Regions from separate parts of the Mus musculus genome. Here all the other regions are linked to region 1. A link is a loop called in an ENCODE intact Hi-C map of the cell type or tissue named here. Cell type or tissue: heart. All regions are shown on one strand. Each heading gives the region's core, and the rest is flanking DNA. Links, peaks and the distances in the headings are about the cores only.

Region 1 (8,049 bases), core at 1,229-6,228:
TATTTAAAACGATCAAGGTTTTCTACCACGAAGACAAAGGATACTTGTGTAAAATCAAGGTGTCTGATATACACTAGTGTGATCTATAAGACCCTGAAAGAGGGCACAGAAAACTGCAGCCACTGTCTGTGGGGGAGGGGAAGCTCACACTGGTGTACTGCCCACCCCCTCCACCCTGCTGCTCCAGCCCCCACCCCGCTTAAGCTGGAAGCTCGTTCTTTAAAATATATGTCCTGAAAATTGTTTACAATAGACATTTTCTTTTTTATTTAAGGGTAAAAAAAAGTTCACAGCCATGTGTTAAATGAAACCAGTGAGGTATTTAAAACTATGCATATTCATATACATAAAACAAATAATTCTTTAAAAAAAAAGACTGCATTTAGGGAAGATTTCTGGAAGGAAGTATCATGCCGTCAAGTGGTTACTAGCCATCTCCACTTTGAACTTTCTAATGAGGGTGAACATATACTTTTTAGAAGTGCTTAAACTAAAATGATCAAATGAAAAGAATAGCCTAACGACATCAGCAAGTGCCATCCCACGAGGATCGTTCCCCTGCCCGCTTCCTGTACGTCGCAAATGAATTTCTGTTCCTTGCTTCCTAAACGTGGAGTATCATTCATTATCATCCACATTGGAATAGCTCTCTCTCTCTCTCTCTCTCTCTCTCTCTCTCTCTCTCTCTCTCTCACTCTCATGGGCCCTGTCTGTCGGTGCCTTTGTTCCCTGCTGGCTCCTGGAGAGGAGGGAGACCCTGAGGCTTCCGGATTGTAACCCCGCAGCCTCCGGTTTGCGCTCCTGACGTGCATTTGAGCAGCACTTGAGCGGCTCCATTAACCGGAGTGAAGTTGCTGAGAGATAAAATGCCATCTTGCTAGGTCCATTCTGTTGCGTCACCATCCTGTTTTAGGTCACGTCGGGTCGTGTGGCTCTCCGATGGGGGCTGGACCAGCAAACAGCGTTTAGAAACAGGATCTCTGTAAACGCCTTCTCCCTCCCCAATTAGCTCTTGGAAGCCCTCTGTTCCATTTTCTTCTGCCTCAGGCATGCGTAAAAGCGATCAAAGGGGAGGAGGGAGGAAAAGACACTTGTGAGATTGTGTTAAAAAAAAAAAAAAGTCTCCATGTGTTTGAGAGAGACTCACTTCGCCAAGCATTTACTGCAATAAAAACACGATTTGCTAATGAACATGATTCGTGTGTTCTGGGATTGATAACAGATACAGAAGAGCAGAGCAGTCGTGATCGCTGCTGTGGGTATAGTTTTCAGGCGAGGAAATACGGAGAACCCAGTTTATAATTTATTGAAGCCACGGCAGTTCTGGGCTGTGCTCGCTTCTGGTGTGCCCTTCTCTGGTTTCCAGGATGATGGTGTACCGGGAGCCTCCTTCTTGCCCCACAACTGTGCTGGAGCGGGGGAGGGGGGGGCGGGGGTTCGGTTCTTAATTTATCTCCTCATGAACTGTTTTCTCAAGGAGGCTAGGGTCAAGTTTGGAAACCAAATTTATGCAAAGAGGGATTGTGACATACTAGAGGGAGGATTTGAAACTCGAAGGGGGGGGCTACATCCCAACTTCTCTGGAGAAGCAGGAATTCCCAGCTCTGTTTTGATCACTTGAAAATGTCACAGTTTAGTTTACAGGTATTTCTGAGGGATCATTTTTGATGCCTTTAAATTTAGGAAAATACTCAAATACAACCAGAATTAAGTGTCTCTCAAGATGGAAAAAAAGGGGCCTACTGGCTATTGTCTGACCTCCCCTGGGCCTGATTGACTAGTAGAAATTGCATCTCCATGGGAACAGATAAATGTCTGCTTTTCATGTCATGAAATAACCAGCTCGGTCCTCGGAGCTTCACCAACCTAGCACTTTATCCGGGCGGCTGTGAGCAGAGTCTCCCTTTTCATGTTCAGCCAAATTATCTGCTAGAATCTCTTTTCAAGCCTAAGGAGGGGGAAAAACAGAGAAGGGAGGGAGGGAGGAGAGAGAGAGAGAGAGAGAGAGAGAGAGAGAGAGAGAGAGAGAGAGAGAGAGATCCCCTCCCCCTTCTGCATGGAGTTAATTACTGTATTTTCCTCGGGGAGACGGAGGAAGAAGACACCCGCTGAAATAACACGCAAATGATGACTAGCATGTAGTATCTGCCTGTTCAATAGCTGTGGGTGATTTTTAAAAAGGAGGCCGGCCAGCGAGTGCCAAGGCGACCCTGAGAGGCTGGTCCTAGGACCCACTAGGTTTTGTTTATTTGTTGTTACACTGGGACTTGGCTGTGGAGTCTTAGGCAAGTGGACAGCAACTGTTTCGCGCTGGGGTCTGAGAAGTAGGGTGAATGGGAATCATGGGAGAAGTCGCTGGCGAGCCTCAGATTATCTGCCTCCCACCCCCATCCCCAACCCCGAGCCTCCAACATCTGCCATTTTGACTCCCGTCTCTGGTGCGGCGCTCTGTGCCCGCCACATTGGAGGATAGTCTGAAAAGAGAGCCGGGGCTTTCTCTATCCACGTTCTAGACATTTCGGCTTCTGTGCTTGGTTAAAAATACCACCAGAAGCAGCATCTTTTTATTTTTTTCTTTTTTTTTCTGATGATACTGCAAGATTTCCAACCCACCTTTCTGCGTCAGAGGGAGAAGGAACGAAGAAGAAACATCAAAAGGAAGAGAGCAGAGGCAGGCTCCCTCCCGCACAAGAACAAACTCTTGTGGGGAAAGATATCCTAGACCGATGGTTCTAAAACCAGGCGCCAGAGCGCGAGCGGGGAGCGGGCTCTCTCTTTTTTGGGATCTATTTACCCTCTCCTGTTATTGTGTCTTCTGTCACTGAAACTTTGTGGTTTGTTTCTCTTTTCTTCCTCTGCACCTCCACCCAGACAGCCAGCAAGTCTGAGCAGGAAATGACTGAAGACTAGTGAGCTGCACCCCCACTATCCCCCACCCCCACCCCACCCCTCACCACCCACCCCCGCCCCCTCCCAGAAGAATCCAGGTGAAAGATGCCTGCAGGAATTTGAAGATGGTGTGAGCTCGGCTCCGTGCTAGCACACTCCTAAGTCTGGAAGGCCAGTGGTCTTTATCTGGCCCAGCTGCTGCTGATGCGGAGATGGGAATGCACCCATCCAGTGTGTGAACACTGCGCCCATTGTACCCTGCCGAGCTGATGGATGCCTGAGTAATTGGCATGGAACCTACTCTATTAACAGTACAGACAGATATGTGAGCTAGCTGAATCCCTCCAACATATGCCGGGCGTTAGCCAAAGGAGTTTACCATTCTGCCAACATCCCGGCCATTCGGCACATAATTAGGCTTAAGGGTTCTATCACTCTGCCGGGGATCAACAAATAATGGGGAATTTTAGCACTTCCTCTGAATAAGAAGTGAGGAGGTTGTGGTAGTCTCAGTCTAGCGCTGACAGAGGGCAGTGTTGACCATGTGGGGGCGGGGAGGTGGTGGTGGATAGTTTGAGGCAGAAGAGAGTGGGGCTACACGTGCTCATTTCAGGAGATTTTAAAATTAGGGGTGTGTCTTTATTCGGCTCTTGTGTGTGTGAGTGAATAAGGAGGATATTTGTCACGTCCTGCTGGATGTTAGTGTCTTAAAGGAGAACGTGCCACCGTGGACTGACATACAGAGAGAGGCCATTTAGAATGCATGTGTCTGCATTCTGCAAGCCTCCGGCCTCCACACAATGTGCCACGGCAGGCACATGCCCGTGCTCACGCGCATACACAGCTAGGCAATGTAATTAAAAAGAAAGCGTTTAAGAAAGGTAAGGTGGGGGAAGGGGGAGGGAAGGAAACAAGGAGGAGGTAATTCTATAAATTAAAGGCATCGCATAGTACATGATTCTCTTTTCGCAACCATGTGTATGTATCTATAATACACACACACACATATGTATCCCCCTCGTTTTATTTGCTGTTGCTATGACAAGATACTCTGACAAATGTGACCAAGGGAGTGACTTAGACAAAGTTTCTGTTGATGCAACAAAGCACCTTGATTGAACAGTGAGTGGGTATGGAAAGGGTTTATTTGACATACACTTCTGCATTGCTGTTCATCATTGAAAGAAATAAGGACAGGAACTCACACAGGGCAGGAACCTGGAGGCAGGAGCTGATGCGGAGGCCATGAAGGGACCCTACTTACTGGCTTGCTTCCTCTGGCTTGCTCAGGCTCCTTTCATGTAGAACCTGGGACCACCAGCCCAGGGATGGCCCCACCCACAATGGCTGCACCCTCCCACATTGATCACTAATTATGAAAATATCGCCCAAGCTTGCATACAGCCTGATCTCATGGAGGTATTTCCTCAATTGAGGTTCCTTCCTCTCAGATGGCTCTAGCTCGTGACAAGTTGACTTAAAACTAGCCAGCACACCTCCCACCCACTCCATAACCATAGCCCCTTGTTTCCTGCTTCCCCATTGCTCTTGAAATGTAAAACAAAAAAACCCCACTATTGCTCTGTCTTAACTTCTCAAAAAATGCAACCTATAACCAATCAATCAGGGAGCTGAAAACAACTGGAATTCACAGCCTAATAATTTCAGAGGACGGGAGTTCGGAAACAAGGTGGTAGAGCCACAGTGCCCTAGAATCTTTATGGAAGTGTTGTTCTTTGCCTCCTAGCAGGTGGTGGTCCATCTTCCACGTTCTGGGGCTCCCTCACCTCGAGTCTGAGCCTTTAGACCTCATTCATTCTACTTCGCACAAAATATGGGTGTCTTTTACATGTTTAAATCTATTGTCACTATGTGTGTGTATGTGTGTACGTGTGTATATCTATACGCGTGCATGTGTGCATGCAGGGTAGGGACAGAATACAAGTGTACCGCGTGCATGTGGAGATCAAAGGTCAACTTCTTTCCACCTGTGCTGTGTGTCCAGAGATGGAACTCAAGTCACCGATCTTGGGGCACAAGCACTTTTACCCACCAGGACATCTCACAAGCCCTTTTTATCATTGTTATTTGAAGCGTCTCATGTGTGCCAGGCTAACTTGGATGGATCTGTGGATTTCACTATATAGCTGAGGCTAACCTGTCTTCAGACACACCAGAAGAGGGCATCGGATCCCATTACAGATGGTTGTGAGCCACCATGTGGTTGCTGGGAATTGAACTCAGGACCTCTGGAAGAGCAGTCACCCAACCTTGAACTCTTGATCCTACTGCCTCCCTGTGCCTATGAGCTGGGATAACAGGTAGAAGCCACCATGCTTGGAACAAAACCTGGTGGTGTCCGTTTTAAGGGCCTGGTTTGCAGGTGTGCCAAGAGTACTGTGTGCCTTCTGTCTGGACCGTCTGGGGGAGATTAAGCTCCCAATGAGATGAGCACGTCATGGAACTCTTCATTTCTGCCCTTCCTCCTTTTAAAAACTAAGTCATAATCCACCCATAATAACACGTGCCCTTTTAAAATTGCATCCATTGTGTGTGGCACTCGGGGCATACGAGCCAAGGCATGTGCATAGCATTTAAAGGACAATATGTAGGAATTGGTTCTTTCTTCCCACTATGTGGGTTCTGAGAATCAAATTCAGGTCGCGACCTTGGCAGCAGGCACCCTCACTCAACTGAGTCATCTACTGAGCCCAACTTCACCCATTTAATTAAAGTGACCAATGTCACGGGCATTGTAGAATGTTCTGAAAACTGTGAGACCGGCACCCTTTCCTGATTCAAGTCCCTTCACCCCAGAAAGAAAGCCTGTGCCATTGCAAGCCTTTCTCACCCCCTCCCTTCCTGGTCCCAGGCTACTACTGGTTCTCTTTGTCACTTTATGTCTCTGCCCACTTTGAACATTTCTCACCCCCTCCCTTCCTGGTCCCAGGCTACTACTGGTTCTCTTTGTCACTTTATGTCTCTGCCCACTTTGAACATTTCGTTCAAAGGAATTATGTAATGGGTGAGTCTTCGCAGCTGGCAGCTGGCTTCATCCTGATGGTGTGTTCTCAGCACTGCACATGGCCTGTGTCACTTTTTCCCTCCTTTTTATTTCCAAGTAATATTCCATTAGGTGAACAGTCCGCCTCTTTATCCACCTAGTAACAGGCAGCTCAGACTCTTTCTGCCTTCCAGCTTCTCAGGAGAAACTCTCTGAACACTCGGGCACAGGCTTGTTTGTGCAAGCGTGGAGGCATTCAGTCGTCTTGAATTCATGCCAAACTGTTCAGTGGCTGTGTCTTCTGGGAATTTGATGTTTCATTTACTCACTCATTCATTCATTCATTCATTCATTCATTCATTCATTGTTCATTCATTGTAAGCAAACCAAGGATGTTGTGCAGGATAGGCTAATGCCGCCCACTGAGCTATGCTTCCCACTGGTCCGTGCTCCCCACTGAGCTGTGCTCCTCCCTTCTATGTTTCAATTTTGAGTTCTTATTCTACTGCTTTTCAACATGGTGGCCACATTCTTGTCCTCCAGGCAATGTGGGATTTTTAATTTCTCTACAACTTTTTTAGTTTATTATTTCTGCCTTTTATTATAACCCTTGTAGTCAGTTTGACTTATATTTTATTTTTCTTTCTTTCTTTTGGTGGTCGACTTATTCCATTTTGCTCTGTTTTGTTTTGAGACAGGGTTACACGGAGCCCAGGCTAGCTTCAACCTTCCTGTGTAGCTGAGGATGGCCCATCGCCTCTGCCTCCTCAGTACTGAGGTTACAGTCGTGCACCACCAGGGTTTTTCTCATGGGCAGCTTCATGCCCATGAGGCTAGCTCCCCTCCAGCTACATCCTGATTTCAGTCGAGGGCTCACATCCTCACCACCAAGCTAAAGCTGCCCACACCCACACCACTGTATCCTTCCCTGCAGGAAGTACTGTATCCCCTTAGACTGCGAGCCAAACTAAATGTTTCCTTCTTTAAGCTGCGCTTGTCACAGCCCCTCTTGATCTTTCAGCTGCCAGCTTGTCACCTGACAAGCCCCCACCAGCAAGTGTCAGGCACTGTAAATGTGCATTATAGTAGGTAAGTCTTTTTCATTTATTTAGATTTTATTATTTGACATGTATAAGTGGTTTTGCTTGCAAATATGTGTGTATATGCACCACATGCCTGTTTAGTGCCCTCGGAGGTCAGAAGAGGGCTTTGGGTCCCCTGGAACTGGAGTTCCAAATGGTCATGAGCCACTCTGTGGGTGCTGGGAATTGAACACTGGTCCTCTGTAAGAGCAACAAGTGCTCTAAACCACTGGGCTATCTCTTCAGCACCTACCTCTCTCTTCCCCCCCCCCTCTTTATTTTAAACAAGTCTCACAGGCTGGCAGGATGGCTCAGTGGGTAAGAGCAATAACTGCTCTTCTGAAGGTCCTGAGTTCAAATCCAAGCAACCACATGGTGGCTCACAACCACCCATAATGAGACCTGACACCCTCTTCTGGAGTGTCTGAAGACAGCTACAGTGTACTTACATATAACAATAAATAAATCTTAAAAAAAAAAAAAAAAACAAGTCTCACTATATATATCCCTGGGTGGCCTGTAACTCTGTACCTGAATAAGCAAACAAGGCTTTTTCAATAAATAGAAATTCACCTACCTCTGCCTCCCCGGTGCTGAGACTAAAGATATATACCAGTATAATCAGCCTCTCTTTCTCTTTAAAATTATATCTACCTATCTATCATCTATCTATCTATCTATCTATCTATCTATCTATCTATCTATCTATCTACCTACCTACCTACCTATCCATCCATCCATCCATCCATCTATCTATCTATCTATCTATCTATCTATCTATCTATCTATTATCTATCTATCATCTATCTATCTATCTATCTATGTATGTATCTATAGGGGCATTTATGCATTGAGGGGAGGGATATGTGTACATCAAGTGGATGAGTGTGCTTTGTGTGGAGGTCAGAGGTCAACGTGCAGGAGGCAGTTCTCTCGTTCCACCATGTGGATCCTGAGCGTTGAACTCCGGTCATCAGACTTGGCACCAAGCACCTTCTCTTCCTGAGCCCTCTCGCTGGCCTTTAGTCTCTTAACAACAGCGTCAGCATGTAGGGAAATGATTCCCAGGAAGCT
Region 2 (8,049 bases), core at 1,233-6,232, 100 kb before region 1:
GAGAAGAGGATGAAGAGGAAGAGGAGGATGAGGAGGAGGAGGGAGGGAGGGAGGAAGAGGAGGGAAGAGGAGGGGGGAGAAAGAGAAGAAGGGGGAGAAAAAAGAGATTGGGAGGAAAGGGGAGGAGTACAGAGGAGGGGAGGGGAGGAGGGGGTGAAGAGAAGAAGAGGGGGAGGAGGGAAAAGGAGGAGAGGAAGGTCAAGGAGGGGAGGGGAGGAGGAGAGGAGGGGGAGGAGGAGAGAAGGAGGAGGGAAGATCTTTTCTTCCTTGACTAGCCCAATAAATCAGCAAGGTGGAAGGAGGTACTAATTAAGTGATAGCTGTAAGTAAATGATTTTATTCATAGCATCTCAATTTCTTCAGGTGTGCTTTTCACCATTTCTGTCTTTTAGTTCAAATAAACTCCAACATGAAAATCAATCTGCTGTGCATTTAAAGACACCTACACAGAAGGTCTGAATCATTTGCCAGATTTAAGCCCCAAATTTTATTTCCATTTTGGCTGAAAGCAAACTGTTCCTTTTAGGGCTTGGGAGCCTCTCGGTTTCCCACATTGAATGACATTCTAGGTTTTTGTGTAACCTCCTCTGCTCCGCACATTCTAGATAACTGCTACAATCACTAACTTTCTCATAGCCCCACCCCCACCCCTGCTGTGCTGTCTCTGGGGATGTGGCCCTTTCCAGTGGCTGTGGCTGTGGATTATCTGAGTAATTGCTTCAGTTCCTCGCTTGTTTTTGAGCTGAGGGCCAGCCTGACCTCAGGGCCCACTGCAAATGACTCAACAGTCAAAGTGAGAGTTTCGTCACTAAATGTGGCCCTGTTTGCTGTAGCTGTTTTCTCTCTCCCAGATTACTCAAATACCATCTGGCTAAAGTCAAGTTGTCTCAGAACCCACAGAATCTCTACCACGGGCTCTGTAGGACCTCTGAAAACTCAGCCATGTTGCAATCTCCTTTGGAGACTATGCAATGATTGCATGCTGTCAGCCCAGCCTCTCCTTCTGCCTCGCGTCCTCCCAGGACCCTGTTGCCTCCTGCTAACTACTGTGTATGCCTTATCTCCCCACAACCTTTGCTAAGCCAGAAGTCAAACTAGAGGCCACTTTCCCAAGTGCCCCATTTACCTTCTTTTCCTTCTGACAGTTCCAGATAAATCCTCAGCAGACTGTCTTTCCCCATCTAACACAGCTCCACCGTGTCTTTGGGGACTTTGTGACATCACCCAAGAATGTATCCTTAGAAACAAAACTGCAAAACCCAGAACACCAGGAGACAATTAAAGAAATTTTCGATGGTGAGATCACAAGTAGTAGAGACTTCTCCTTAACGGGCAGCAACTTTCACGCACTCAGCACTCTCCTGAGGCAGTTTTGCAAACAAGTTAACAATACCCTTTTCTGACCGCTCAGACCATCTTTAAGACAGAGCCTGTTTTGAATGAACAGTGTACAGAATGTACAGTATGCCACCAGGCTTTGGCGGTCCCCAGGGAAAGATAAAGGAAGATGTGTCCAAGAGGAGCCTTCCTCTTTCTCTTTCTCTTTCCCCTTTTTTCTTCTCTCTCTGGCTCTTTGTGTCTCTCTCTCTCTCTCATTTCATTTCTCCTTTCTCTCTTTCATCTCTCTTTCTTTCTCTCTTTTCTCCATCCTTTCCTCTCTTTTCCTATTTCTTCCTCCCTCTCTCAAATTCTGTCTTTTATCTCGCTCATTTCTTTCTCCCTTTCCTCTTTCTCATTTCTTCTTTCTCGCTTTCCTCATTTTCCATTTTCCCTTCCTCTCTCTTTTCCTTTTTCTCTCTTCCTCCCTCTCTCGCATTCTGTCTTTTCTTTTCTCTCTCTCATTTCTTTCTCCCTTTCCTCTTTCTCATTTCTTCTTTCTCGCTTTCCTCATTTTCCTTTTTCCCTTCCTCTCTCTTTTCCTTTTTCTCTCTTCCTCCCTCTCTCGCATTCTGTCTTTTCTTTTCTCTCTCTCATTTCTTTCTCCCTTTCCTCTTTCTCATTTCTTCTTTCTCGCTTTCCTCATTTTCCTTTTTCCCTTCCTCTCTCTTTTCCTTTTTCTCTCTTCCTCCCTCTCTCGCATTCTGTCTTTTCTTTTCTCTCTCTCATTTCTTTCTCCCTTTCCTCTTTCTCATTTCTTCTTTCTCGCTTTCCTCATTTTCCTTTTTCCTTTCCTCTCTCTTTTCCTTTTTCTCTCTTCCTCCCTCTCTCGCATTCTGTCTTTTCTTTTCTCTCTCTCATTTCTTTCTCCCTTTCCTCTTTCTCATTTCTTCTTTCTCGCTTTCCTCATTTTCCTTTTTCCTTTCCTCTCTCTTTTCCTTTTTCTCTCTTCCTCCCTCTCTCTCATTCTGTCTTTTCTCTCTTTCCTCTCATTCTCCGCTCTTCCTGTTGCACAGCTGCAGATGGACCAGGAGACCCCAAGTGTGTCCAATCACCGGCCCCACCTGAGCCACACCTTCATCTTTACTATTACTACTAACACCGCACCAAGTGTCAAAATTGAGCTCACTCTATATGTAGCCCAGGCAAGCCTTGACCTTGCGCGCCTCCTGCCTCAGCCTCTGGCGTAGTAGGGATTAACCAAAGCCACTTGAGATTTTCTTCAGTCAATAAATCCTTACTGTATATGATGGCAACACACTCCTGAGTCCAGTACTTAGGAAACTGGAGGAGGAGAATTGCCATGAGTTTGACGCTAGCTTGGCCTACCTAATGAGTATTCGTCTCTAAATAAATACATAAAGAAGTCTTATCAGTGCCTCTCCCAGCAAGCCCTGCATGGGGCCTCAATGCTGTGGTGGGTGGGGATTCTGGTTGGCTATTGCTAATAATATACCCAGAACCTAAGTCCAACACACTAGCTGCTGGAGCAGTATTCTCAACCTTCTTACAGTAAATGTTAAGGTGATACCCCCCCACACACACACACACGCACCATAAATGCATTTCATTGTTACTTCATAGCTGCAATTTTGCTACTGTTATGAATAACAACGTAAAAATGTCTGATATGCAGAAAAGTGGGGGATCGTGACCCCCAGGTTGAGAACCGCTGTGCTAGACACGTGTTACTACCTGGAAGTGATTGTATAGTCATGAAAGTGAAAATGCCATTTCTTCACTTGTATAGCCTTTCTTTTCCGTGTTGGTTGGAGTTATTATGTCGGATAGGACAAAGAATGTTCCTACCAGCCTAGATTCTCTGCATGGCGCTGGAATCAACAGTCAGATTCCAGCGGACATTCCTGGATTCCTTCTGCTGGGTCACTCAGTGCGGCTTTCTCCAAACCTTTGTCTTGTAGGATTGGAGAAGTTAGCACGTTTTCCTCGCCCCCCGCCTCCCGCCCCTCCCTCCTCCCTCTCTCCCCATCCCTCCCCTTCTCCTCTGACCCTCTCCCACCGTCTATCAAACCCAACGAAGAAGAGAAAAACAACCTAAGTGATTTCACTGATTGTCACTCAGTCCACCACCAACGCCAAAAAAAAAAAAAAAAAAAAAAAAAAAAAAAAAAAAAAAAAAAAAAAGCAGGACTGACTTTAGTTCCGCGTTTCCGTTCCCGTCATGCACCAGAGCCCGTGTGCACCAGGGAAGGTTGCTAGCACGGTCCTCGCCCCCAGCAAGCTGCCTTCATCTCCCCAGCAGAGGGCAACTGCGTTTCAGCTTCCTGATGGAGAGTGTTTACACCGCCGTTGCTGGGGGGTGGGGTTTAAAGATGGAGTGGGCGTGTGTGTGTGTGTGTGTGTGTGTGTGTGTGTGTGTGTGTGTGCGCGCGCGCGCTTCCAGTGATACTCTGCGTATTGAACGGCAATGCAGGGTACCAGATAATTCTGGCTATCTGAAGGGCAAGCCGTGGGAGCTTGGCGAGCAAAGTCCTACTTCACAGGAAATTCACGCCTGGCATTCCAGGACAGCACAGGGACCTGGCCCAGGGACTCTGCAGACCCTGTTCTGTGGTACTCTTATTAAGGAGGGAGTGTCAAGTCAAGCTGGAGACAACCAGGCAGCACTTACGGCCTCAGAGACAGACACAGATGCCCTTTCTTGGGATCAGACTGGGTCTGGAGGGCAGGCCTGTCAACAGCTGGACAACTTATTCACTTCTGCCAGGCCACAGCATGGCGGTGGCTATACAAGAGGACATGCCAGGGACTAAAGGGGCTACAATATTCACGAGCTCCTCTCTGAAGACCTGCACTAGCCCATCTCCCTTCCCCAGTGGCTCTGTCTCGGTCATCATCTCCCTCAACAAGACTCTCAGCACAAGGATATGAAGACAGACAGGTACCTGGGAAGGTGGGAGAGGGAAGAAGAGAAGAAGGAAGACTATGTAGGTGACATACACATATTCAGGTGACACGGAACTAATTATGTTGTAACTAAAAAGAAAATTCAAAGCAAATCAAGGATATATCTGATATCCTTAAAACACATATCCAGAAGGGCTGGGGACTTTGATACCAAAGTCAGACTCACATCTGTAATCATATTACCCGGTAGACTGAGACAGGGAAACTGAATTCAAACCCAGCCTGAGCTATATAGAGTGTGATTCTGTCTTGGGGAAAAAGAAAGCAAAATAACATAAAATTTAATATACATGAAAAGAAAGCTGGCTGAAGAAACAAGCTCAAAGCCCTGGATCCTGTCCTGATGTCCAAGAAAATAAAGTCTCAAAGACCTGGAGAAACGACCAAAGGTTAAGAGCACTGGCCGCTCTCGAAGACTAAAGGCTCATTTCCCACAATCTACTCTATGGGTAACAAGTGTCTATAATTCCAGTTCCAAAGGATCTGATGCCCTCTTCTGGCCTCCATAGGCCCTAGGAACACCTATGGTGTACACAAATATATGCAAGCAAAATATTCATACGCATACAACTAAAAGAACATTTACTAAAGATGTAGCAAGACAGCACCGGGCACAGCTGGATATGGGGATTCATCGCTTTTGACTTCGAGCAGTTGGCTTGGGTGGGTCTCCTCTCTAAGTCAGCCCCTGCTGGCTTCACCTTGATGCCCCCTTATTTTTAAACCCCTGTTCATCTAGACAGGACTAATGTGTGGCCAGGCCTTGGGCTCAACACTTTGGCTTCTTTCTGCAGAAATCTTTCAGGATCACCAAGAACTGCTAAGTCCATGTGAACCCAAAGAAACTGAAAGTCTTCCCACACAATTCCTGGCAGTGTGTCTGAGATAAGTAGAACCTTGTGACAGTGAAACAGTGCAAAATAGAACTCTGTGTGTGTGTGTGTGTGTGGTGTGTGTGTGTGTGTGTGTGTGTGTGTGTGTGTGAGTGTGTGTGTGTGTGTGTATGAGAGTGTGTGTGTGTGTGTGTGTGTGTGTACATGAGTGTGGTGGTTTGAAGAGCTTTGACCCTCATAGACTCATGCGTTTAAATGGTTGGTCCACAGGGAGTGGCACCGTTAGGAGGTGTGTCTTTGTTGAAGTATGTATGACCTTGTTGGAGGAAGTGTGGGGAAGGGCTTTGATGTTCTATGCTCAAGCTCTGCCCTGTGCAGAAGAGGCAGTCTTCTCCTGGCTGCCTTCAGATCAGGATATAGAACTCTTGGTTCCTCCAGCACCACATCTACCTGCATGCTTCCCACCATGGTGAGAATGGACTGAATTTCTGAACCTGTAAGCCAGCCCCAATTAAATGTTGTCCTTTATAAGAGTTGCTTTGGTCATGGTATCTCTTCACAGACATTAAACTCTCCCTCTCCCTCTCCCTCTCCCTCTCCCTCTCCCTCTCCCTCTCCCTCTCCCACTCCCTCTCCCTCCCCCTCCCCCTCCGCCTCCCCCTCCCCCTCCTCCCTCTCTCTCTGTGTAAGAGAGAGAGAGAAATGGACACAGTGTGTATAGGGTTGTGTATTCACCATGGCCCTCTCTCATGCTGAGTAGTTCCAATCAGCAGCATGCGTGACTGAGGCACACATCAGATGCTGCTGTGACATTTCCGTTTTCACCCTTCCTCTTCTGCTTCTGTACTGCCTGTCACGTTCCCAAACACAGGACAACACTTGGGGCATCTGATTCCACTAGTGACAGTGACATCATGGTCTGCAAAGGGACAGGGTGTCCACATGTCACCCAGGAATGCAGCAGAGTCACAGAGAAGTGTCACAGAACATAAATGAGGAACATCCAGGTAGAAGTAGACACCGAGTACAGGGGGGAACCACTGGATTCTTTTAAAATGTCAGTATCATAAGCAGCAGAGGACAGAGCAGTGGGACCTCCAGAGTCCAGGAGCACACAGGCAGTCCAAGCTTGAGAGGCTGGATGCCACAGGTAATGAAAGGTGTCTCCACACAGACAGGTTCTCCACCCGGCTCGTGTATGTGTGACTTTAGCATAAGTGCAGGCTTACCTTCAAAGCTAGAACAGCTACCGTCAGCATCCCCTCGCTTTGTCACACTCTGGAGAGAGCAGCTCCTGACTCATCGTGACATGTAGTCAAATGAAGAGCCCATATTTGCATCCAAGACAACTCATCAGTACAGAGTCAAGCATCTCTGTCCCTGAGTATTTGCGTAAGTCACCCGAGGTCCAAGAGGCTGGCTGTAAGTTTCCAGATAGCGCAGCCACAAACTTCCCTTGTCAATGCAATTAATCTGATTCTCTTCACTTTAGTCTCAGGCAGACTTTTCAGACAAGGGCAAAAAGTAGCCACATTCTTCACCAAAATACCACAAAAACTGTCTTTATGCCACATTCTGAAATTCTTCTCCTTTGAAATCTCTTAGGCCAGGTCAACACAGTTCAAATACTCCCAGCAACAAAGTCTTCCATATTCCTACTAGGAATTGATGACCCATTAATCTCCATTTAAAGCATTCCACTGTGTTGCAAATCCAAAGTCACCAAATCCACATTCTTTCAAAGGAAAGCATGGTCAGGTCTATCACAGCAATACTGGTACCAACTTCTGCCTTATTTAGGGTTTTACTGCTGTGAACAGACAGCATGACCAAGGCAACTCTCATAAAAACAATATTTCATTGGGGCTGGCTTACAGGTTCAGAGGTTCATTCCATTATCATCAAGGTGGGAGCATGGCAGTATCCAGGAAGGCATGGCGCAGGAGGATGATACCCAGTGGCTCTCAGTTCTTCTGTTTCTTCAACTGGAAGATCTCCCCTACTAACTGCACAAGCCCTGACCCTTCACACTGCTCTTTCGTAGCTTGGAAGTGCTTACCCAGTCTTCCATAGCTGTTTGTCTCTGCACTTCGGGCCTAGCCCATTTGCCCTAGCTCTCTAGGTACTATAGGAGAGCAGGACTAACCTAGAGCAGAGGAGCACTAACCTGTAGGAGAGGAGCACTAACCTATAGGAGAGGAGCACTAACCTATAGGAGAGGAGCACTGACCTATAGGAGAGGAGCACTTACCTATAGCAAAGGAGCACTAACCTACAGGAGAGGAGCACTAACTACATTGTCATTCCAACATGGGTGCTCCCTCTTGGAAAACATGTGTTCTTCAAGGGCAGGGCCCTCCAGAGAACAGCTCCCAACCCACTGGGTTCTGATGCTTCCTGTCCCCTCTGTCACCTGGAAGACTGTTCCCCACTGGTGCTAAATGGTTCATGTCCTTTGGCACATTCTCAGTTCTCACTGCTCTGGGGAGCTCTTTCTAGCTCACTCTTCTTTTCTTTGGTGTATTTTCCTCCGAGAACATATTTCTATCTGGGCATGTGTGTGTGTGCATGCACACACACACACACACACACACACACAGAGGCTACAGAGGGAGCAGCAGATAGGAGCGAATATTTCAGAATCTCATCCCACCACCACTGGGCACCCACATCCCTGAAAACCCCTTAAAAGCCAGGAATTTGTATCTTTCTCAGCACTGTACCCCAGCTCCTGAAGCCAAGCCTGACTTATTAGGTGTTGAGTAGTTATTTTTATTTTTGTTTCCAGATGAGTCTCGGGTAGCCCAAGCTAACCTGAAATTTAAATCTGTAGCTAAGGATGACCTTGAACTCCTGGTCCCCCTGCATCTCCGTCCCGTGTGGGATTACACGCATGCACCACCACGCTTTA
Region 3 (8,049 bases), core at 1,023-6,022, 63 kb after region 1:
AGTTTGAATTAAAGAAAAGAATACAGGTGACTCTCCGAAGGTGCTGCCAGGAGGGAAGGAGTGTATCTAAGACATTTGCTTCCTTAATGCAGTGGTGGGTGACAATTCTCTTCCTTGCCCCTGAAATGCCTAGTGTTCTGCAAATGCGACCCAAAGAAAACCAGCACCAGAGAGAGGGGTCTGTCACCTCAGAGGGGAGCATCATACACCAGAGAACAGGGGTTTCTTTTACAAGGTTTGCGATGAAATTGGGTCAGAAGACAGTCTGATAGAATGCCAAGGGCAGGGGAAAAGGCTGACTCCGCCCAGTGCAGCCCAGCCCAACAGGAGGGCAGGGCACAGGGACTTTTAGCTGAGTAATTCGGCAGAATTCCTCCCACACAGCCTTCTGCCTCCTTCTCCAACAGTAATGTCCGTCTCCCAGGTGTTTTATTGACCCACTTGAGAAGGCTTCCCCTTCCCGATTGTCCCACTAAAAACAGCCTGAGTTTGTCATCAAACTCCACCATGTATTTCCCATGGTGCCAGTATAACCACCCACTGAGTGAATTACTAGAAAAATGATAAGTTGTTTTTTTTTTTTTGAAAAATTATAGTTTTCTTTCTCAATGATAGGGGGGAAAAACATCCCCACTGTTACGTCAGTGTTAAAATTGTGAAATCAAACACTCAGTCAGCCACACAAAGGAAGTTAAACTCAGTGGGGATCATTAATTAATAAGATGTTAGTGGATGAGGAGGAGGGTGGGATAGACAGAGGGTGGGGAGGGGGGAGGGGCTGGGATAAGATGATACCAGAATGCACTCTGGGAGGAAAAAAAAAAGAAAGAGGAAGCCATTTCAGAGAAAACCCATACTTTAGACCACTTCCTTCTCTTACAGGTAATCTGTGTGTTGTAAGAGAAAGAGAGAAAGGGAGAGAGAGAGAGAGAGAGAGAGAGAGAGAGAGAGAGAGAGAGAGAGAGAGAGAGAGAGAGAGGAGAGACAGGAGACCAGGAAGCCTGAGGCAGAGGGAGGAAACTGGCAGAAACCTCTTTGTGGATTCTAGAAGTTACAAACGCAGGTTCTTTGGAAAGCAGGCCACACAAACTCCCCATTTCTCCCGTTCAAGATAAGAATGTGTAAATTCGGGGGGGGGGGGGGATGGCTGGGGGTGAGGAATTGAACCCAGTCCTAGAATCCTATAGGGACCTATTTGTTTCCCCCTTGGCTGAGCCACTGACTCTCAACCTTGCAAACGGGACAGTCTCCTTTCTTTCTTCCTTTCTTCTGTGCCTTGAAGTCACCTGTGAAATCCTCTTAACACCGCAATGCAAACAGAAGGCGCCATTTGAGGGAGGGACTCTACAGTCCTAGGTAAAGGTGAAAGGTCGGGAGCTCCCAACTGTCAGAAGCTTCCGCTGCTCATCTTTACTGACGTTTTAACCCCAAATCACCGATTTCACCTCAAAATTTATAATTTTATACATTTTAAACCTTTATAAAATTTTATAAGGTTTTTTTGTTTGTTTGTTTGGTTTTTTTGTTTGTTTGTTTGTTTGTTTTGAGACGGTTTCTCTGTATAGCCCTGGCTGTCCTGGAACTCACTCTGTAGACCAGGCTGGCCTGGAACTCAGAAATCCACCTGCCTCTGCCTCCTGAGTGCTGGGATTAAAGGCGTGCGCAACCACCGCCCTGCTTGTTTTGTTTTATACAAGACCTCACTATATAGTCCTGGCTGGCCTGGAACTTGCCTCTGCCCCCCACTGCTGGGATCAGGGGCCATGCCACCCTATCTAGCCTAAAACTATGTTTCAAGAATAAATGAGACCTGACACCTGGGTTTGGCTCTGCTTACAACTATAATTCCATTTCCAGGGTTCTGATTTTCCTTGGCCTCCTCCCCAGGCACTAAGAGTGTACATGGTACATGAAGGCAAAATACCCACACAGATAAAATAAAAATAATCTTTTAAAGAATACATATTAAGAGGGTGGCAAGATGGCTCAGCTGTTAAGAGCACTGACTGCTTTTCCAAAGGTCCTGAGTTCAAATCCCAGCAACCACATGGTGGCTCACAACCACCCGTAATGAGATCTGATACCCTCTTCAGGTGTGTCTGAAGTCAGCTACAGTGTACTTATGTATAATAATAAATAAATCTTTGGGCCGGAGTGAGCAGAATTAACCGGAGCGAGCAGAGGTACCTAAAGTTCAATTCCAACAACCACATGAAAGCTCACAAGCATCTGTATGGTTACAATGTACTTACATACATAAAATAAATAAATCTTAAAAATAAAAAGAATGCATATTAACGGCTGGGTGTGTTGGTACACATCTCTAATTCCAGCTCACCAGAGGCAGGGCTAGTAGGATCTCTGTGAGTTGCTAGTCTACCTAGCAAGTTCTAGGCAGCCAGGACTACATAGAGGTACTCTGTCTCAAAAAGCAAAATATATAAATAAATAATGTTAGGGAAGTACCTGAATTGGTAGGGTGATTGCTCAGCACATGAGACACTGGGCTCCACTCCTTCAATGATAATAACTTGTAATTCAAGACATGAAGGCTAGGAGTTCAAAGTCTGCCTCAGCTACAAAGCAAATTATAGCTGGCAGCCTGGACTTCCATGATAGCTTGTCTCAAATATATAATTTATATACCCACTATATGTGTGTGTGTGTATTTTGGATATATATATATATATATATATATATATATATATATATATATATATATGCGTGTGTGTGTTTGGATATATATGTGTGTGTGTGTTTATCTATAAATATTGATATATTTGTTTTATTTATATACCCACTATATGTGTGTGTGTATTTTGGAGATATATTTGGCTATATATATATAGCCAAAAACAGTCTCCTCGTTTAAGAAAAGAGTCAGGATGAAGCTGTTTCAAGCAAAAAACCAGCTCTCTCACATTTCTTCCTGACACAAACATTTGTTGACAGGCTTTTGGTCACTAAGCTAGCCTGAGTTCAGAACTGAGAAAAGGATCAAGAAATCAGTACTCCCTAGCCAAACACACTCTCATTTGTAACCCATTTCTGGCCAAATTCTGTAAGGCTGGGGCTTGTATGTAAGGCTTCCTAGGAACACGGGCCAGCCTATCTGGGGACCACGCCCATTTACAGTTCCACATGAAACCTGGAGGCCGGCCAGGGCTATGGCCAAATAGTTACTGCACCAGAATTAGTTAATCACAGGCCCCGGGGGAGATAGAGAGAACCCCCTCCACATGGACTAGCAGGGTATGGGGAGGTTCTGAGCTTCTGTCTTGGACACCCCAAGACCCTCAGCTATGTCCACTCTGCCCAAACTCCCCAGACCTCAGCAAATCGGGATAGCCTATCCGGGTTTAGGCCACAGACTGCTTTAGGCAGAGGTAGGAGAGAGAGAAAGAGAGAGAGAGAGAGAGAGAGAGAGAGAGAGAGAGAGAGAGAGAGAGAGAGAGAGAGAGAGATGGTGCAAGCAGGTTTCGAAATCTTGATGATTTCATGAACCAGTCAGTGTCTCCTTGCAGAAAAGCGCCGCGATTGGCGTCGGAGAATAACCGGCTTTGGGAAGCTTTCTAACTATCCAGGAGCCGCTGAAGCGGCCAGGCATCCCGGTCTGCCTGTTTCCATCCTCCAGAGGGAGTTCATTCACCTGATAACAAGGCTCGCAGAAAATAAACTGTCACACACTCGCTGCTTCTCACTTCCTGTTCTCTCTGGCAAACGCCCGAGGTTGTCCTCCTCGCTTCTGTTTCCTGTTTGGCTTTTCCATTGTATTCATTTAGATTTCTAGTCTTAAGAGTTATTCACTAAGCTGTCTTTTCAGCTGGCATAGGTGAATTGTTCGTAATAATGCGTTGCATTATGGCCTTTTTGGACATGTATATGATGAATATGGTACTCCACCCCTCCCCCACCTTCCAAAATGCCCCCCCCTTTACTTTTTTTTTTTTTTTTTTTTTTATCTTTGTGTGTGTGTGTGTGTGTGTGTGTGTATCCCTGGCTGTTGTGGAACTCACTCTGTAGACCAGGCTGGCTGCCTGTTTCTGCCTGCCAAGTGCTGGGATTAAAGGCACGAACAAGTATCCCCCTTTTATTTTTAAAATGGCCATTCTATCTTGCGCATTACCCAATGAGTTTAATTAGGGTTGTTTTCAGGAGTGTAGGTGGGAGAGGTGTTTGAGCATCTTAAACTAGTCAACATTTAAAAGTCGACCTTCTCTTCAAGAAACTGGTGTCTTTAACCTCAAAAGGAGAGTAGCTGTAGTCACTAGAATGGCATTCTGTATGTTTCTGTAGCGTATGAACTACATAAATAAAACTAGTTCAAATGTTACCTTGAAATCATTGGGACATGGTACCTATTTATTTATTTATTTTAATTTAATAACTTTAGTTTTGTGGCGAACGAAGCTGAGTACCATGTGGCTGAGTCACATCCCCCCCCCCCTCCAGCGCTCATTTCAATTTTAAAACTTCCTTAAATATCCCTTAACCAATGAGAAGGCAGTATCAAGGTACAAAGTTGTGGAAAACGCATCAAGGAGACCCATTACTTTCTTTGCTAATCCAGAAAGATTAATCTTAAAAAATGTAAAAAAAAAAAAAATTAGGAAAAATCCTGCCCCTTTTGTCTCTCCATATAAACAATCCTACATAAACAGTCCAAAAGCTGACACAGACGACGCCCATTGTCCCTGCTAGTGTGGTTAAAAGTAGCGTCGGCGCGATAAACCCAGTGATTCAGACGTGGAGAATATTGGTAATGTTGTAGGTATGCAAATAGAAATTAGTCGGGTCCCAGGAAGACTCTGTAATTCTAAATTCTGTAAATAAAGTTAAAATCGAGAGCGTATCTGAGGTTACCCGGAATCTATTTGCATACAGGCTTATCTTGTTTTTTTAGGCAGAAGAAGAAGGGTGGGGAGGGGAGGAGGAAGAAGGAAAAAAAAAAAATCCCAATTTTCACCACATGTTCTCAAAATATGTCGCCTAAGACGACACCGGGTCGCAGGCCTAAGTGCTGACTATAGAGAACCCAAATGCACGAAAACGGTCTCCGTGGAAGCAGCAACCATGCCGCTGGCCTCGGGTCATCTTACTGAGAAAATTGCACAACCACACTTTATGTCCGTAGGGACTGCCGGGTTGGGTCGGGACTGATTCCATTCCCACTCGGGGTTCAGAAGTGGGCTTTGCCCCTGTGTAGGGCCAAGGTCGCAGAGGGTCCCCGGATCTTTCTGCAAGCCACAAAGGGGCAGAAGGACTCGTAGGAGCCAGGACGCCCGGGAGCCCGCCCCGGTGCGTTTCGCTTTACACCTGGTGCTGCCTTAATCCCGGGAAGGGAAACCGGAATCGCTGGTAGTTGGGGGGGCCGGAGGGGGGTGCTGAAATTGCCATGTGTGTGTTGGAAATAGTTCAAGGACACACCAGGATGAGCAAGAAAGGCCATACTTATTGGAAAGACATTGATTTATTTTTTAAAGCATTTTTAGCTCAATATATTTATTTGTTTATTTGTTCTTTCTGTTTGTTTTTGTAAAGTGACAAACTTTATTCAAAGCAGAGGCAGGGTGATTTTGGTTAGAGGCCAGCCCGGTCTACAAAGAGAGTTATAAGCCAGCCCAGGGCTACAGAGTCAGACCCTGTCTCAAAAATGAAAGACGGAACAAAACTATTTAAAAGCAAATCGACAGTCGGTTAACTCTGCCAGGAACGGAGGACTTAAAGCTAAGCAAGGGCGGGGCTGGTCTCAGGGTTCAGTGAGAAAAGGCACTTCCTGAGGGGACAGATGAATTGAGTCCCTGGGACCCACATGTGGAGGAGAGGGTGGACCTCTGACCCCCATGTGTAGGCTGTGGCACATGTGTCCACATGCCTACACACACTCACACATACATAATGCTCAAGGACTTATTCGTAATGTAATTCTTGCTGTGATAGGAGCTGACCCAAGGGCTTCATGCATGGTGGGCAAGAACTCTCACCAGTACTTGTTTTTAAGACAGGGTTTGATGTAGCCTAGGATGGACTCCAACTTATTATGTAACAGAACATAGCTTTGAACTTCTGATTTCTCCTGTCTTCAACTTCAGAGTGCTGGCATTACAGACCTATATCACCACCACCCTTGTGGGTTTGTTTGCAGGTTGTTTGTTTGTTGTTTTTTTGTTTTGTTTTGAGACAGGGTCTCTTCTCGATATCCCTGGCTATCCTAGAACTTACGATGTAGGCCAGGCTGACTTTGAACTCACAGAGATCTGCCTACCTCTGCTGGGATTAAAGGCGTGGGCCACCTGGCTTGGCACATTAACTGTATTCTTACTGGGACAATCAGAAAGTCTGGTAGAAACATCTGTAATCAGCTTGGTAATTCATTTCCATTGTAATGGAAGTTTTTAATTCTAAGCCTGTGTGTGTGTGCTTTAAAACGTTCAAAAATAAGTTGGGAGAGAAGATATTTTAATTGCTTTCAAATGTCCCAATAAATTCAGAGCCAGCTAGTGCTGCTGCAGCACTTCCTTGCCAGACTGTGACAGGCTTGTTTGCCAAATCTCTCTCTAAGCTCTCTCCTCCTTTTTCTAATCTTAGGAAGTGTCGAAGATATTAAGTGCTGCTGGCTGGTCAGAAATGTAAATGTTTGCAGAGGGCTTAAACCTTCAAATGTCCTAGGAAAGGCACAAACACCAGATTGCTCTTGTGAAAACCACCTAAAACATAAGGAACAGGAAAAAAAATCATAAGTCCTGCCCCAAAAAAGTATATATATATATACATATATATGTGTGTATATATATACACACACATATATATACATATATATGTATATGTATATGTATATATACACATATATAAAAGTATATATATATGTATATGTATATATATACACACATATATAAAAGTATATATATATACATATGTATATATGTATATATATATACACACACACACACACACATAGCCCTTGTTTAAATAATTTGTTATCTTCATAGTTCCTATTGCCAGCCTCCCAATAAACGGCCAGTCTGTGACTAAGGAAATAAGTCCAACCAATGAAGGTAGGTGGAGAAATATCAGTAGGGCCAGGAGGCCCGAGGTTGCTATCTAACCGTCAGGACAACATTTGCAGCTTCTGCAGACACCGCTGGCAGGCAAGGGAGCAGTGCTTGAATCCTTGACAAAGTTGCTAAGAAGGCTTCAGCCCATGAGTAACCGCCGCTGAGCACCGTTTCCACCCATTCTGTATGAACAGAACCAAACCTCCGGGCCCTGGTGAGTGTCCTTGTGTCCCAAAGCTTAGAATTAATTCACTTCAGGGCTGGGATCTCATGTAGCAACAATCTCAAGTCCCTAACTGATGATGATGATGATGGTGAATGATTCAGTATTATTATTATTTTTCAGATGGAACCTAGGTACTTGAAAGTCTCAAAACTTTGAATCATAACTGGCCTGCTGGTGCACACCTTTAATCCCAGCCCCTAGGAGTCAGAGCAGGACTGATCTCTGTGAGTTCAAGGTTAGCTTGGTGTACAAAGTGAGTTCCAGGACAGGTTACACAGAGAGAGAGAGACCCTGTCTCAAACTAGACAAACAAAAAGCTTTGACTCATTATAGATATAGATTGTAGTGTCTCCCTGATGGGTTAACATCTTCTGCTTCATGGTTTGGAAATGAAGAGAGGCCTGAACATTTTAAAATATTAAAAAAAAAATAAAGATTAGGGTAAAAATTGTTTCCTGGTTCCTCTCCCTTAAGGAACCTATATCGACACTTTGGGACACCCCATGCCCCCCTTTCAAAATTCACATTTACATGTAGTTAAATTAATTTCAATAAAATCCCCTGCTCTGCTTCATTAAAAATATGTTTTGTAGCATAGCAAGTTTCAGGCTAGAACCAGGAAGCGATGCCAAGTCTCAAAAATTAAAAGATTAAAAAATGATGCCAGGCAGTGGTGGCACAGCCTTTGATCCCAGCACTCAGGAGGCAGAGGCAGGTGGATCTCTGAGTTTGAGGCCAGCCTGGTCTACAGAGTGAACCGAACCTTGG

What was found. Peaks named below come from ENCODE experiments on the same cell type or tissue, not always from the same donor. Only the 100,000 strongest peaks of a DNase experiment are listed, where the experiment ranks them.
Region 2: a loop joins it to region 1, with 4 times the contacts of the local background. A loop is called at or near these places in 8 of 42 quality-filtered maps.
Region 3: a loop joins it to region 1, with 2.9 times the contacts of the local background. A loop is called at or near these places in 6 of 42 quality-filtered maps.

What each region holds. Positions count from the first base shown.
Region 1 is chr2:170,214,029-170,222,077 of GRCm38, reverse strand. No RefSeq gene overlaps it. Among named protein-coding and RNA genes, the nearest start is that of Gm17619, 24 kb to the right of the region's middle. In heart, for the core only: a CTCF peak has its summit at 3,404; DNase peaks (open chromatin) are centred at 2,337, 3,157 and 3,417; H3K4me3 peaks cover 2,601 bases; H3K27ac peaks cover 3,239 bases.
Region 2 is chr2:170,314,969-170,323,017 of GRCm38, reverse strand. Gm34542 (a long non-coding RNA gene) reads right to left here and starts at 3,793. Exons shown (of 3, transcript XR_375322.3): 1 at 3,534-3,793; 2 at 1,127-1,250. In heart, for the core only: a CTCF peak has its summit at 3,628 (motif pointing right); DNase peaks (open chromatin) are centred at 3,627 and 6,027; H3K4me3 peaks cover 1,749 bases; H3K27ac peaks cover 2,167 bases.
Region 3 is chr2:170,150,757-170,158,805 of GRCm38, reverse strand. It overlaps a transcript of Zfp217 not described here. Among named protein-coding and RNA genes, the nearest start is that of Zfp217, 24 kb to the right of the region's middle. In heart, for the core only: a CTCF peak has its summit at 3,629; DNase peaks (open chromatin) are centred at 3,155, 3,605, 5,125 and 5,825; H3K4me3 peaks cover 2,759 bases; H3K27ac peaks cover 3,472 bases.